Linked DNA regions of Homo sapiens: region 1 is linked to region 2. A link is a loop called in an ENCODE intact Hi-C map of the cell type or tissue named here. Cell type or tissue: HCT116. All regions are shown on one strand. Links, peaks and the distances in the headings refer to the core of each region. The heading gives the core; the rest is flanking DNA. Region 1 has its middle 20 kb from the start of YPEL2. Region 2 overlaps VMP1 (vacuole membrane protein 1).

Region 1 (2,922 bases), core at 275-2,774, 440 kb after region 2:
TGGGCAACAGCAAGATCCTATCTCTACAAAAAATAAAAATAAGAAAATTAGCTAAGCGTGGTGGCACACATCTATAGTCCCAGCTATTTGGGAGGCTGAGGTGGGAGAATCACTTGAGCCCAGGAATGCAAGGCTACAGTGAGCTATGATCATGCCACTGCACTCGAGCCTGGGTGATGTAATGAGAACTAAGTCAAAAAAAAAAAAAAACAGAATTCTAGGAAATTCATCATTTTAAAGGCTTCTTTGCTTATTTTGCCAAGGCAGTACTTGATCAGATGCTTTTTAAAATTAATAGACCATTTTAGGCCAGGCGCAGTGGCTCATGCATGTAATCCCAGCAATTTGGGAGGCCGAGGCGGGCAGATCACCTGAGGTCATGAGTTCAAAACCAGCCTGGCCAACATGGTGAAACCCCATCTCTACTAAAAATACAAAAATTAGCCGGGCGTGGTGGCGGGCACTTGTAATCCTAGCTGCTCAGGAGGCCGAGGCAGGAGAATTGCTTGAACCCAGGAGGCAGAGGTTGCAGTGAGCCGAGATCATGCCAGCCTGGGTGACAGAGTGAGAATCTGTCTCAAAATAAAATAAAATTAAATTAAAATTAATAGACAAATTTTAGAGTGGTTTTAGATTTACTGAAAAGCTGAACAGCATATAGAGTCCTCATATAACCCTGCCCTTGACATAGTTTCCTGTATTATTAATATTGCATATTAGTGTAGCACATTTGCTATAATTATGCAGATTTCTTTAGTTTTTACCTGATGTCCTTTTTTCTGCTCCAGTATCCCAGCCAGGAGACGACTTTACATTTAGTTGCCATGTCTCCTTGGGCTTCTCTTGGTTGTCATAGTTTCTCAGACATTCCTTGGTTTTGATGCTGTTTTCTTTTTTCTTTTTTTTTTTTTTTTCCGAGACAGAGGCTCGCTCTGTCGCCCAGGCTGGAGTGCAGTCGCATGATCTCAGCTCAAGGCAACCTCCGCTTCCTGGGTTCAAGCGATTCTCCTGCCTCAACCTCTTGAGTAGCTGGGACCACAGGCACTCGCTGCCACACCCAGCTAATTTTTGTATTTTTAGTAAAGATTGGGTTTCACTGTGTTGGCCAGGCTGGTCTTGAATGCCTGACCTCAGGTGATCCATCTGCCTCGGCCTCCCACAGTGCTGGGATTACAGGCGTGAGCCACTGCGCCCAGCCAGTTTTGATGGTCTTGACAGTGTTGAGAAGTTCTCATCAGGTATATTGCAGGCCACCCCTCTATTAAGATTTGTCTGATGCTTTTCTCATGACTAGACTGGGGTCATGTGTGTTTTGGGGGGATGACACAGAGGTAAAGTGCCATTTTCATGACATCATATCAAGGGTACATACTATCAATATGATTTATCAGTGTTGATGTTCTCCTGGATCACCTGGCTGATTGTCAGGTTCCCCCACTGTAGTGACTCCTCCCAGTCCTTGTCATACTCTTTGGACAGAAGTCACCATGCAGAGCTTACACTTAAGGAGTGAGGAGTTATAGTCCCCTCCTTTGCAGTAGAGTAGTTACATAATTTATTTGGAATTCTTCTGCATGGGAGATTGATCAACTGCTTTAGTGTGTAAACCTACTGTCACCATCCACCAAGTCATAACAATCTATTTGGTGGCGCCCTTAGCCCTGTATTGTCCAGATTAGAACTATAATGGGGTCTAGGGAGACCTCTCGTGGTAAAATAAGGGCATAACTAGCCAGCTACACGCTCTCATTTTATGCCATTGACTTTCCTTTAACGCAGTGGTTCTCAATCAAGGGCAATTTTGCCCGCCAGCCCCAGGGAGCATTTGACAATATGGGGAGAAATTTTTGGTTGCCACAACTTTTGGAAAGCGATGTTATTGGCACCTAGCAAGTGGAGACGGAGATCCTGCTAAACATACAGTGATTAAGACACAAACAACAAAAAATTATCTGAGCCAAAATGTCAATAGTGCTGAGGTTTAGAAACTCTGTGATTAACAGCTTTATAAAAGTTACAGATAATGTTCAAAGGGATACATTATAATGTGAAGGAGGAAAAGACCTTATTTTGTGAAGGATGAATTCTTAAAAAAAAAAATACAGCTGGAAGGGTAGCAGAATATGTCACACCAAAATATGCCATTTCAGCATATTAACTATGTTGAGCTGAAGACAATTGAGAAGAAGCAAATACAAGGAAAACTCTCTGCCATCCCCGTATTTGTCTAAAAGCAGGTCATAAATTTGTAAAGGTGGCGCCTCTCCTGAGACAGAGTCTTCCTCTGTTGCCCAGGCTGGAGCGCAGTGGCACCATCATAGCTCACTGCAGCCTTCATCTCCCAGGCTCAAGCGATCCTCCCACCTCAGCCTCCTGAGTAACTGGGCCTACAGGTGTGCACCACCAAGCTGGGCTAATTTTTCTATTTCTTGTAGAGACTGGGTCTCCTTATGTTGCCCAGGCTGGTCTTGAACTCCTGGACCCAAGTGATCTGCCTGCCTCGGCCTCCCAAAGTGCTGTGATTACAGGCATGAGCAACTGCTGGCCAATTTATTTTTGAGTCAGGGCCTCACTTTGTCGACAGGGCTGGAGTGCAGTAGTATGATCATAGTTCATAGCAGCCTTGAACTTCCAGGCTCAAGGAATCCTCTCTCCTCAGCCTACCAAGTTGCTAGGGGCTACGGGCACTTGCCATCACACATGGCTAATTTTTTTTTTAATTTTATTTTATTTTTGAGGTAGAGTTTGGCTGTTTTTGTTTGTTTGTTTGTTTTTTTGTTTGAGACGGAGTTTCGCTCTCGTTGCTCAGACTGGAGTGCAATGGCGCAATCTCGGCTCACTGCAACCTCCACTTTCCGGGTTCAAGCGATTCTCCTGCCTCAGCTTCCCGAGTAGCTGGGATTACAGGCATGCGCCACCACA
Region 2 (2,922 bases), core at 210-2,709:
TTCGGGAGGGTGAGGCAGGAGAATCGCTTGAACGTGGGAGATGGAGTTTGCCGTGAGCCAAGATCGCGCCATTGCACTCCAGCCTGGGAGACAGAGTGAGTCTCCGTCTAAAAAAAAAAGAAAAAGAAAAAGAAAAAGAAGGCATGTTTCACCTTTGTTCTCTAGACCCAAGCAACTTTTGATCATACAGTTGACTTAAGTATTCAAGAGAAATGAACTACATATTTATGAGAGCTGTTAAAAAAGGGCGGGGGGGGCTAGTATAAATTGTTTAAAATGTATGCTCAACAACAAATTTAAGCTAAACTAAATTTTCTTGGCTTTCATTTAAGCATACATTAATAAACTTAAGGGCAGGAAGTTACCCAGTCTGTGCATACCCCTTTTCCTTGGCAAAAACCCAGCCTGATGTCCTGAAGACCTTGGTTTCTTCTTTTGATGTGGTGATGCTCAGCAGAGTTAATATATGAGTCATTCCTTAGGGAAAGACAGGGAGAAGAGCTTTCATGCCTTCATCAAACAAAAGGCAAATAGATTTTTTTCTAAGAAGGGTCTGTTGGTCTTCCTGAAACAGCACTGAGTCACTGCATGCTTATAGCCATAGTTATAAGCATCTGGTATCAAGTCACACCACAGCCTTAACTTTTGGTAATTTCTTTTTTGTCTTAAAAGGAGGATAGACAAATGAGCAATAAAGCAATAGTCAGAAGTCAAGCTGAATTGATAGGGAAGAAGCTGGCTAACAATTTTTTAAAAAAAGAATGATTCCACTTTATGGTATTAACTACTACAATATTTCACTTACTGAAACTATTTCACTATTTTATTTCAACCCATATGAATGCAGTTTTCCAAATAATATTTACTTTTAGCAATAGCCAAGAGTCAAAAAGTATCAGAAATGTCTATACTAAGGAAAAAACAGCTTTTAAAAAGTGCAGAATACTATACAGTACTTCCTCCTTAGGGTGCCATATACAGAGGAGGTCATAAATATGAAAAAGCAATTAAGATGTCAGATTTTTTAAATGTATAATTTTTTTTGTTTTCTTTTTAGTCATCAATTGACCTGTACTTCAGGGTAAATGTACAATTTTTAACACATATTTTAATAATGAAATAATCCCAAACTTTAAAGCAGAAACAGGCTCTGAATCTTACACAGGGGCACGTATCTCACAATTTTCTTTGTATCTAATTTATAACAAAAAGTACTTTTTTTCTATAAAAATGGTCATATGAAACAAAATGGCTCACAGATATCATTCAAAGGATAACACCTTGATGTTACAGCTTCTAATAAAACCTGATCTATTCTACAATGTAACTGAATAGTTCCCAACTTTTCTACTTCCAAACTGCTTCTAGAAAGTAAAACTAACACTTTAAACATGAGAAAATCCAATGGTTAAAATATATGGCAAACAGAAAAATTGTAAAATATATTCAGCCTTCTACTTATAGCTAAATATTTGGGTATGTTTTTAAATTATAAAATGATTGTCGATCGTTTTTCTTCTCTTTACAGTTCTTTGTCTAGAAGCTGGGCTTAACTGAAAGGGATATGGGGCTTTGTGAAGTCTTTTGCCAGGAAACTGCTCCACCTAGTGTCAAAAATTGTACATACATCACATTATATAGGAGAGTAAATTGTAGCCCATGGACTCCTTTGCTATTAAGAACAGGCTTTATAAATCCTTAATGTTACATACAGTTTACAAATGGTTCTTTAATCATCTTTTTGTCTTGTAACTTGATGAATCATAATGTACATGCATATAAGGAGCATGTCCAGAATACATTTCTCATAATCAAGTACCAAAGTTCCTGTTTTTGTTAACCTGGTTAATTACAGAATTATGAATCATATTTCTATTAGTGGGAAATAATTACAAGGTGGCTAATGAAATAACCCCATCACTTCTCCTAATTGTGTACAACATCTAAACTTTTTTTTTTTTCTTGAGACAGGGTCTCATTCTGTCGCCCAGGCTAGAGTGCAGTGGCGCGATCATAACCTCCCTGGGCTCAAGTGATTTTCCAACCTTGGCCTCAACCTCCACCTGAGTAGCTGGGACTACAGGAGCATGCCACTACACCTGGCTAATTAAAAAATTTTTTTCGTAGAGACGGGGTCCCACTAGGTTGCCCAGGCTGGTATGGTCTTGAACTCCCGGCCTCAAGTGATCCTCCTGCCTTGGCCTCCCAAAGTGCTGGGAATACAGGTGCGAGCCACTGCACCTGGCCTAAGCTTTTTAGAAATAAATTTTATTGTGCATAATTGAGGCTTACAATATGTTGTTATAGTATACATACAGATAACAAAATGGTTATACTATAGTAAAGCAAATTAACATGTTTATCATCTTACATAGTTACTTTTTAAAAATAAGAACAGCTAAAAATCTACTTAACAAAAATCCCTAATCCATTGTAATTTTACAACAGTGGTACCTTAGATCTTTAGACCTGTTCATCCTACACATGACATCTAAACTTAATCCATAAGTTATTTATTCCTCAAAATGGTTGCAATCTTGTAAAATCTGGTATTTAAGAGGAATTGAACATACCAGTGGTTACATGAAACTGGAACCAAATCTTCCTGTCATCAGACAGCTCATTTAGAAGAAATTCTTCTGCTTTTCCCTTCAAAAAAGCTTTTTCTTTTTACTCTTAATTTTTTTTATACAACTCATATATGCACAACTATATTCTTTTCTAAAGCATCATGTGAAACCTGTTATTTCTTGATCAAGAAGAGAGAAATGATAGTACTTATTTGGCAAATGGGTGAACCAAATACACAGATGTCATACAAAAATCCTTAGAAGACAGCTAGCTCTCTCATTAAGGCTCCCAGGCTCACTATGTCTCTTCCGGTGTACTACTGTCATTCAATGAGTTGGAGCAGGGGTTAAC

The links. A loop is a pair of places that touch in the nucleus more often than their neighbours do. Peaks named below come from ENCODE experiments on the same cell type or tissue, not always from the same donor. Only the 100,000 strongest peaks of a DNase experiment are listed, where the experiment ranks them.
Region 1: a loop joins it to region 2, with 6 times the contacts of the local background. A loop is called at or near these places in 5 of 110 quality-filtered maps.

The regions. Positions count from the first base shown.
Region 1 is chr17:59,309,943-59,312,864 of GRCh38, reverse strand. No RefSeq gene overlaps it. Among named protein-coding and RNA genes, the nearest start is that of YPEL2, 20 kb to the left of the region's middle. RefSeq lists an enhancer at 1,531-1,600 and a silencer at 1,583-1,877. In HCT116, for the core only: a CTCF peak has its summit at 1,721 (motif pointing left); a DNase peak (open chromatin) is centred at 1,694.
Region 2 is chr17:59,752,314-59,755,235 of GRCh38, reverse strand. All of the region lies in intron 5 of VMP1 (vacuole membrane protein 1), which reads right to left. Among named protein-coding and RNA genes, the nearest start is that of VMP1, 46 kb to the right of the region's middle. RefSeq lists enhancers at 141-983, 1-1,026. In HCT116, for the core only: a CTCF peak has its summit at 1,613 (motif pointing left); DNase peaks (open chromatin) are centred at 455 and 1,595; H3K4me3 peaks cover 389 bases; H3K27ac peaks cover 2,059 bases.